Regions from separate parts of the Mus musculus genome. Here region 2 is linked to region 1. The links are chromatin loops, found by intact Hi-C in ENCODE. Cell type or tissue: heart. All regions are shown on one strand. Region 1 has its middle 8.9 kb from the start of Gm38534. Region 2 has its middle 8.4 kb from the start of Gm34366.

The links. A loop is a pair of places that touch in the nucleus more often than their neighbours do. Peaks named below come from ENCODE experiments on the same cell type or tissue, not always from the same donor. Only the 100,000 strongest peaks of a DNase experiment are listed, where the experiment ranks them.
Region 2: it touches region 1 in a loop (2.5-fold over the local background); 4 of 42 quality-filtered maps call a loop at or near these places.

What each region holds. Positions count from the first base shown.
Region 1 is chr11:88,219,521-88,224,520 of GRCm38, reverse strand. No RefSeq gene overlaps it. Among named protein-coding and RNA genes, the nearest start is that of Gm38534, 8.9 kb to the left of the region's middle. In heart, no CTCF peak of the experiment used is centred here; no DNase peak of the experiment used is centred here.
Region 2 is chr11:88,275,299-88,280,298 of GRCm38, reverse strand. No RefSeq gene overlaps it. Among named protein-coding and RNA genes, the nearest start is that of Gm34366, 8.4 kb to the right of the region's middle. RefSeq lists an enhancer at 4,224-5,000. In heart, no CTCF peak of the experiment used is centred here; no DNase peak of the experiment used is centred here; H3K27ac peaks cover 1,671 bases.

The sequences.
Region 1 (5,000 bases):
CTTCGTGTGTGCCGTGAACTCCTGATCTTCCTGCCTCCACATCCTAATGACTAGGATTACAGTTATGTGCTACCGTGCCCGTGCAGGGCTAGGAATCAGAGCCAGGATTTTCTGGATGCTGGGCAAGCACTCTGTCAACTGAGGTGGGCCCAAAATGCTAAGCTCTTTGTTTGTTTCGAGACAGGGTTTCTCTGTGTAGCCCTGGCTGTCCTGGAACTCTCTATGTAGACCAGGCTGGCCTCAAATTCACAGAGATCTGCCTGCCTCTACCTTTCTGCTGGGATTAAAGATGTGCACCACCATGCCCAGCTAATGCTAGATTCTTAATATCCAGATTCCCTTGGTTCCTATAGCCCCTCAGAGCAGCAGCAGTGCTGGGCTATCCTTTTTGCATGAGCAATGCAAAGCATGCAGGAGCTAAATGGTCTACCCCAGGTTACAAAATGTTGGAACCCCAGCCCTCCTCCTCCAGTGTAGTCTGTGTCCTTGAAGAGTGAGGTGGTCCATGCCTGTAACCCCAGCACTGTTGGGACTGAGGCAGGAGGATCAATATGAATTTGAGGTCAGCATGGGCTGTAGCCTGTAGGGAATTTCAGAATAGCCCTGGCCATAATGCAAGTACCCTTTCTAAAAAATAAAAATAAAGTTGTGTATAGCAGACCAAGCCTATAATCTTAGTACCTGGAAGATAGAGGCAGGATTGTCATGAGTTCAAGGTCAACCTCCGCTACATAGTGACTTCAAGGACCACCTGAGCTACATGAGACCTCAGCTCAGAAGTAAGTAAATAGGGGCTAGAGAGATGTATCAGCAGATAAAAGCTCTTGTTGCCCTTACAGACCATGGGAATTTGTCTATAATTACAGCTCCAGGGGTTGCAATGACCTTTTCTGGTCCGTGGGCACCCACATGAACCTACACATAAGTAAATCATAAAGCAAATATTTAAATAAATAATAACTTAGCTTTCAAATAGTTCTAAAATAGTTCACAAATAATAACATAGTCCTTAACTATGATTCAAACTGTCAACCACTGAGCTAAAACTGGGAGCCTTAGTAGGTACTCAGCAGTAACTACAGTTTGACCAACATGTCTGAAAAGAAAAGAAAGGTCTCAGGCTGTCCTTGCTCTTACTTCTTTCTTGGAGAGCTGGATGGTATCTTTAATCCCAGCTTTCTGTGATTAAAAGGAGCTCTGTAAATTCAAGGCCAGCCTAGTCTACATAGTAAGAGACTGTTTCTAAAAAGCATCACTTTTTCAATGATTGTTGTTGTTGTTGTTGTTGTTGTTGTTGTTGTTGTTACAGGTTCTTGTGTAGCCTAACCTGCCCCTGAAACTCTCCACATAGCCAAGGACAACCCAAACTGCTGGTCCTCCCGTTTCTACCTCCTGACTGCAGAAGTGAGCTCCTGGTTTATACCATGCTGGGAATAGAGCCCAGCCTTGGAACATGTTTGACAAGCACTCTACCAACCGAGCTACATGCTCAGCTGAAACCCATCTTCGGGGTGCTTGCTGAGGTCTGTGGGTCGAACCACTACTGTTTTAGGGTCCTCAGAGAAAGCAGAGCCTTGGGTGGGGAGGGGCTGGCTGATAGTCACCTGCAGTACTCGGGCTTCAGCACTGGGCAGCACGGTGACTTTGGCCAGAAGGCCACTCTGGGCTGATTTTATCTCATAACTGAGAACAACAGTAGGTTTCTGCCTGTCTCCTAACGTGGTGCCAATTAAATTAGATGCCACAGTATCTGGAAAGCTTTCAGCATAATATTGGGTACCTGGAACTGTCCTGTGACAGTACCCGAAGACACTGATGTCCTCAGATATGTGCTCACAGGTAGAGTTGACTACTTGAGATTCACTGCCTCACGTAGGTTTGATCTGGATGCTCTATTCAACCCCAATGGCCATTACTTTGAAGGTCTGGAAGGTTGGCCGCCTGAATTTTTTTCTCCCGTAACTCATTCTGTGGCCTACAAATAGAAAGGACATAATTCAGATATGGCAAGGGCCCAAAGACAACACTCACACACACCAAATCCCCTTACCTCCAACAGAAAGCACCCCTGCGGACAAATGGCGAGTTGTGCTCTTGCGACAAAGCAGAAGGCTGTTTGAAAATAATCAGAAGTTCTCTCAGGAAGCCCAATTATATTTTTACATCAAGAATCAAAATGCTGGCGCGGTAGACTTCAGCCTATCATTCACGAGCCTTTTATCCTGTAATTAAGCCAGCTCTGCTGCTGGGTTAATTCTTCCCTGAGTGACACCACCCTTTGAGCCAGCCCGTATGTCGGGAGAAGACTTCAGTCTGATGATCTATTACACCAATACATCACTGCGGTGAGCTGCCTCCTTAATGATTTATCCATAACACATCATCAGAGTGAGGCGCACTCATAATATATTGCTCAATAAGTCTGCGGTGGCCAAGGGAGAAAGTGATGGGCAGCGGCCCACTCCGTGTCCTGGCATGGCTGGTGTCAGAGTGTGGGCCCGCACTGGGCTCTTCCTTCCTAAACCAATGTTTATACAGGCAGAAGGTCTTCCATGCCAAAGGACCTTTAAAACTTGAAAAAACCATGAGCCGGGAGGACAGGAAGACCCCTCCTCTCAGTATGGTTAACCTAAACCTGTGTGTCGAAACACTCCAGGTGCTTACCATGCAGGAGGTCAAGGCCACTGCATGTCCTGCCCCTAAGTCCTGAGCATCATCAACTCTGTAATCCATGCCAAGGATCTACCACCACCACCTGGCACTGTGAAAACTGCAGCCTGAGCCACCCAACAGGAGTGCCCTTAGTTACAGTCACGGGCCCAGGAGGGACGGCTCAGTCAGGAAACTGCTGGTGACGAAGCATGAGGCTCTGAGTTTGATCATTCACATGACCAAGTGACAAGCTGGGCATGGTGGCTCATGCTTATCATCCATCGCCAGGGAGGAGGAGGCAGGAGGATCCCTAGGACTCACAGGTCCTCCAGTTTAGTCTACTCAGTGAGCCCCAGGCTAAGTGAGAAATCCATTATCAGAAACCAAGGTGAGCAGCTCTCGAAGAATGACGACCAAAGGTTGACAGTACACACACACACACACACACACACACACACGCACACACACACACACACATGCACACACACACGCACACACACACACATATGCACACACACGCGCGCGCACACACACATGCACACACAGACACACATGCACACACATGCACACACACACATACACACGTGCATACACAGACACATGCACGCACACACACATGCACACACACATGCACCCACAGACACACACACATGTGTACACAGAGAGACACACACACATGCACACAGAGACACACATATACACACATGCACACACACACACACACCACACACAGACACATACATGAGCACACACAGACACACATGCACACACACAAACACACATGCACATACACTTAAAGTCATTTTTAAAAATCACTTATTTGGGGGATGAAGAGATAGTTTAGCCATTAAGAGCACTGGCTTCTCTTTCAGAGGTCATGAGTTCAATTCTCAGCAACCACATGGTGGCTCACAGCCATCTGTAATGGGATCCGATGCCCTTTTCTGGTGTGTCTGAAGACATCTACAGTGTACTCTTATGCATTAAATAAATAAATCCTTTTTTAAAATCATTTATTTCTTATTATGCTAGTGTAAATTCGGAGGTCAGAGGACAATTTATAGGGGTCAGCTCTCTCCTTCTGCCATGTGGGTCCTGGGATCAAACTCATTTGCCAGGCTTGGTGGCAAGCACCCTTATGCACCGAATCACACCAGAACATCCTCCCACCAGAGACTGTGGCGTGCTGAATAACAGTGGAGCTATTGTAAGCTTGAGTGAGACTGTGCAGACAGCTGGCGGACTGCAGAAAGCACTCTGAAGTGCTACAGGTGTGGCACAGTGGGTAGAACCTAGCATACCAGAGGACCTGGGTTTGAGTCCCAGCACCACACTAGAGGTAGAAGAGACCATTTCCCCAGGGTTAGTGCTGTGGTGACTATCTTAATCCTGACGGCCTCAAAGTTTTCAGGTTCAGGGTCGTGCCCTGGTGGCGGGTTCCTCTCTATATTGTGTTCTTTGTTCCATGGAGACTTGTGGAATCTCTATTTATCTAAATGCTGCTTTGTTAAAACAAACAAACAAACGAACAAAGGCAAAAGTGAAGGAATGGATGTTTACAGAAATCCTTAGTATGACGAAAACAAAGGCACTGGGTACATCAGAGTAAAGGGGATGAAAGACCCAACAAGATGTAAGCAAAGTAGTATGTAAAGTGAGTGGAATCAACACACACACACACACACACACACACACCCCAGAACTAACCACCTTGCTCAGAAAGCTAAGGACGGGCTGCCCAGCCCAGCAATCCCACTAAAGAGACCCCGGGGAGTTCTTGCTTGTAAACACACAAGAAACAGGCACAGTGAAGATCCTTGCAGCATCCAGGACAGAGCAACCTCAGCTCTGAACTACTCAAGAAGGGCTCATAAGTGAGAAGGGCAACTCACTTTTTAAAAAAAAATTTATTTTATTTGTTTGTTTACATATTTTATGTACATTTTGTCTGCATGTACTCAGAAGAGGGCGTCAGATTCCATGAGGATGACATGAGACTATAGTTAGAGGAGATTGTGAGCTGCTGTGTGGGTTCTGGGGACCAAACTCGGGATCTCAAGAAGAGCGGCCAGGTTTTTTTTCTTGTTTGTTTTTGTTTTGTTTTGTTTTGTTTTTAACTACTGAGTCATCTCTCCAGCTCCTATTTATTTATTTATTTATTTATTTATTTATTTATTTATTTATTTAGAGACCGGGTCTCTCTGTGTAGCTCTAGCTGTCCTAGAACTTGCTAGGTAGACAAGGCTGGTGTCAAACTCACAGAGATCCACATGCTTCAGGCTTCTAGGTGCTGTGGTTAAAGGGGTGTGCCACCACACCGGGCTGAGGGTTTCTTGTTACTTCCAGTG
Region 2 (5,000 bases), 56 kb before region 1:
CTTTAAGAATCCAATTTGTCAAACTGGACAATCATGGGCAAATCCACAAAACAAATTTAAAAAAAAAAAAACCTTAGCGACTTTATTTAAAAAAAAAAAAAAAAGATAAAATAAAGCAGAAGGATTAAATGGGGCCTGAAAGGATTAGAAAATAACTTGTATTTGGCAACAATTAATCTCTGAAAAGCAGGGGCTCTGTGAAAAGGAACCGACAGAGGCACCCAGAAGGAAGGCTGGGGGTCCACGTACCCGTTCATCACCGGTATTGCTGGCTTCCTAGAGCAGTGGCTTTCAACCTGTGGGTCACATCCCCTTTGGCAAACAGTAGCAGAACTGCAGCTACGAAGTAGCAACAAAAATAATTGGGGGGTGGGGGGTCACAATAACATGAGGAACTGTGTTAAAAGGTCACAGCATCAGGAAGGCTGAGAGCCACTGGTGTTGAGAGAGACCCAGTATAGACCTGGGGTCAAATAAGTATGGAACACTTCCAGGCTTTCTCTCAACTCTCCCAATGAGCAGTAGCCTTACACCAGAGTCGTCCCCAGACCCCATCTCCCCACTGCACCCTCAGTCACTCAGCCCAAGGTGAGTCCTGAAGCCCAGGAAACAGTCAGATGACTCCCTTAGGCCCAGGACCTAGTGGCCACGGAACCAGAGGCTACCTATGCAGATGTCTTCCAGGCCAAGAAGAGTGAGAATCCAGAGCCAAGCCCAACACAGAAGCAGGGCTCCAGAAAAAAGCAAGAGAGACTTCAGTGAGCACCCTTCTCATCAGCTGCTTCCTGGTGAACTGGAGGGCGGGAATTCCAGCCTGTCAATCACCCAGGGCACATGAGGTTTGGGACAGTTGAGGTTTTATGTGAATACTTTTCAAGTGTTGGCAACCTAGTCAAATACACACACACACACACACACACACACACACACACACACACACACACACACACACACACTTTACTCTTCATGTTAATCCAGCCCATTTGAATCAGGCCTGGAGTTTGTGACATTGATCTAATCTGTCTCAGCTCAGAGAAGCTAGTGACCATAGAGGTCATATAGCTAGAGAAAGGCAGGGCCAGCCAGTCTGAGAACCGGGCTCAGACTTCCAGCACGGACCTGTCTGTTCCAGCCCTGAACATACGAGCCCAGATGTGATCGATCAGCAGGCCCATTCATTCAGGGGCAACAAAAGTAGTAAGAATTAACAGGGAAGTCTAGATTTCACACCTTCATGTGGGGCCTGAAAGTTCTCACCTTTAAATGGGGCTGTGAAATAAGAGAGGGGACCAATTAGAGAGGACCTGGTGGCTGGTGGTTGTATTTTTGATATTTTATTCATTTAGTTTTCTCATTTGACAAACAAGTTCTGAGTGATTCTCAGGGTGTAGAGACCTCTATAAAGCCTAGGGGACGGGAACAGGAGGCTACTCTGTGGCCTTTCAGATAGAGCTATGGACTGAGAGCAGGATGTAAGTATGTAACCAGGGTGACCACAGCAAAGCCCTGGGCCTTCCAAAGTCCAGCTCAGCCATTTTCTAGCTTTTGACTTTAGACAGACGACTCGGCTTCACTTTAAAATGGAGAAAATATCTACCTAGAGAGATGGTTGTGAAGACCAAAAGTGGCATTGAACAGAGGGTCCCAAGTCACAAGACACTTATATTTCATCTTCAAAGGTTTCTGGTAAGAAGACACAACTTTAGATACAGACACTTGAGTCTGAAAGACCCTTAGCTGGGAACGAGGGATTGCTCAATGCTTAAAAGACTTGCTATCCAAGTGTGAGGACCAGAGCTCAGATCTCCAGAAGCTACTTAAGATGCCAGGGGAGCGTGGCAACTGGCCTGGGGAGGCGGAGACTGGGATGCCCAAAGCAATCTGGCTAGAGAGATCAGCCATATTGGTGGGCTCTGGTTTTGACTGGGAGACACAGCCTCAAAAAATAAGGCAGAAGAGCCATCCATTGAGGAAGATGCCCAACATCCATCTCTGTCCTCTACATACGTGCTTACATATGTGCTTGCCTACCTAAGTGCCTGAGCATGTGCACATGTCTGCGTGCACACACAGACAAAGGCACAGACACACACACACACACACACACACACACACACACACACACATACACACACACACACACACACACACCATAAAAGAACCTCAGAAACTTGTGATTCAGACCGAACATACGGCTTCATGCTTGTAATCACAACACTCAGAAAGCAAAGGAAGAGCCAGAGTTCGAGGTTGGCCTCGACACAGCAAGACCCTGTCTCAAAATAAAGTGAGAGAGGGCTGAGGACACGGCTCAGCGGCACACGGCTCAGCCACACACGGCTCAGCGGCACAGTATTTGTTTAGTACATGTGAGGTCCTGGGTTCAACGCTGAGTACTGTAAGACTGGAGGGAGAGACGGATGGGGTGGGGGAGGAGGAACCATTCTAGTCTAATTATTTAATTTTTTTAGATTTATTTATTTAGTTTACACATGTGAGTACACTGACGCTGTCTTCAGACACACCAGAAGGTTTAAGATCCTATTACAGATGATTGTGAGGCACCATGTGGTTGCTGGGAGTTGAACTCAGGACTTCCGGAAGGGTAGTCAGTGCTCATAACTGCTGAGCCATCTCTCCAAACACACACCACAATCTCTGGGTCTCATGTTAATTTCCCTTAAAGTTAACATAAGACCCAGAGATTGGGGAAGGGGTATTTTTCTATAGCAGGCAGGAACATGTGAAAATCCGTGCTTACTCACGGGCCCTGGTCCCTCTAATCACTTCTCGAAGCCCGTGCAGACCACCTTGGTTTCCTGCTGTGACTTTATGGGAAACAAGGAAAGTTTCTTGTTTTATTTCAGAGCAGAGCCGCACAGGCCTCCGGGCCCCCAAATAAGTCAGCAACATCAGCATTGGCTACACAGTGTAACCCATCCACCACGTGCTCCTTGAAGAAAGATTTGTGAGACGGCTCTCCCCGTATTTGTCCACTGCAAGTCTGAGACAGCTTCATTTTTAAAAAGGATTGCTCCCCAAGGCAGCTTCCGATCATTAGTGGGAGGTGGGGCCCCAAAGCAATTCTGGCATGTGTGTGGTGGGGTGGGGGGAATCCTGCCGGTAGCTTCTCCGTCAGGCTGGTTGATCATTTGTGAAAGTGAGGCAATATTAACTGTTAGCAAAACTTGACAGGCATCGTGCCCGCCTTTATTAGGTGATTAATTAAAGGCCGCTGGAGACACTAGTGTAGAGTGACAGGCCTGGATTTGGGGCTTTGATAGATTCCGGGACAGATCCTGACTCCTCTCTTGGCTCCAAGGCCTTGGGCTACTTTCTTAAACTCTCCGAGTCTCCATTTATTCTTGTGTAAAATGAGGGCAATAAAACCTACTTCACAGGACTTTTGAGAATTAAATGGGAAATGTGTGTGATCAGAACGGGGAAGCTTGCTCTGCCCCACCTCTCGGAGCCTCTAGGAAGCTGGGGCCAGCGTTCATCCGCGGACAGACGTTCTAAATGGAGTCTCTCGTCAAGTGCCAGCATGAATCGGCCCAAGGCCAAGTACAGGCTCACGTCAGCTGAGAGGAGAGAACAACGGTTACGTTCATGCTTTATGCTTCTGTTCAGGCCTCTGATCTAAAGGCCAATTGTTGGGTTCTTTAACTGAGTCTGCCTCCCTCCTTGGAGCCCATCTGGAACCCAGTCAATGTTGGAAGCCTGGCTGAGTTCTGAGCTTGAGGAAGCTATTTTGGATTTTTAAAAAAATCTTTTTCCATGCTGAAGCCATCTAAGGGGACATGGCTGTAAAGGACACATGCCTTTACATGTGGGGGTCTCAGCCCCATCCTCCTACTGGGGTACTGGCCCCTGAGAATGTGCATTCCCTCTCAGGAAGCAACAGTGGATTATAGATCACTACCAAGCAAGAATTAAGGCAGGAGCGGGGGCCTGGACCCCAGAGCCTGATGAGAGATGGTAACCAATTTGCCAGTGTTGATTGCGTCTGTCCTGTGAACCAAGAGTAATACTTGAAGCTTTCCACCCAACCTCTCTCTCAGTCTTCCTATGAGCTCTTTGAGATGGATACAGTCAGCTGAGACCACTCCGATCCCAGGCCACCCGGCTCCCACAGGGCAGGGTCCATACTTGAAACCTACACTGGGACTTGCCATCTGCCAAGGCTTCCTCGAATGCAGTGACTTCCTACACTCCTGACAGGGACACTCACTTGTCCCTTCTGCATCCTGCCCCAACTGGGCATAGGGGGAGAGGGCGGAGCTCCCTTTGTGCCTGGCAAGTTCACACCCACAAACAGAGTTTTATGTGCCTTATATTTGGGGCCGTTTCTCCACACACCTGGATTCTATCGATCTCTTGAGCTTGAGTTTCAACCCTATAGCAGCAACACACACGCATGCTCACGCTTGCACGGATCCTTAACTGCAAACACCAGACTGGGACCCCTCCCAGACTGAAGTGGGCTTGGGGGGGGGAGGAAAGGACAGGGGGTTGGGGGGGGAGGCAGCCTCTGATGCTTTTCAGATCCCTCCACCCTCCAGGCGGTTGGAGACTAGCTTTCCAACAGGGCTGTTGCAGCTGATCTTCACCTGTGCTGTGTCCTTGGCTAAATGACCTTGCAAAGGCTCTCCCTGGGCTGCTTAGTTTTTGGAGCTGATATTTGAGAAGAAGAAAAGCAGAGAGGAGTAGTTACACACACACACACACACACACACACACACACACACACACACACACTCAAAAAAGTCTATTGGCAACCAGGAAAGAAACTCCGGGTTGGTAGAATGAAGGGCAGAATTTGTAAGCATTCAGCCACCTGAAATCACCGCGCTTTTCTCAGCTCGCTTAATAAAAGCTGACAGCCCGCATTGTTCCACCAAGACAAGGTAGCCAGACCTCAGTGACAGGGTGAGGAGGAGAGCAGAGGGACAAAGGCAACCAGCTCTGCGGAGGGGCTTGAGGAGGGGTTAAAAAATAAA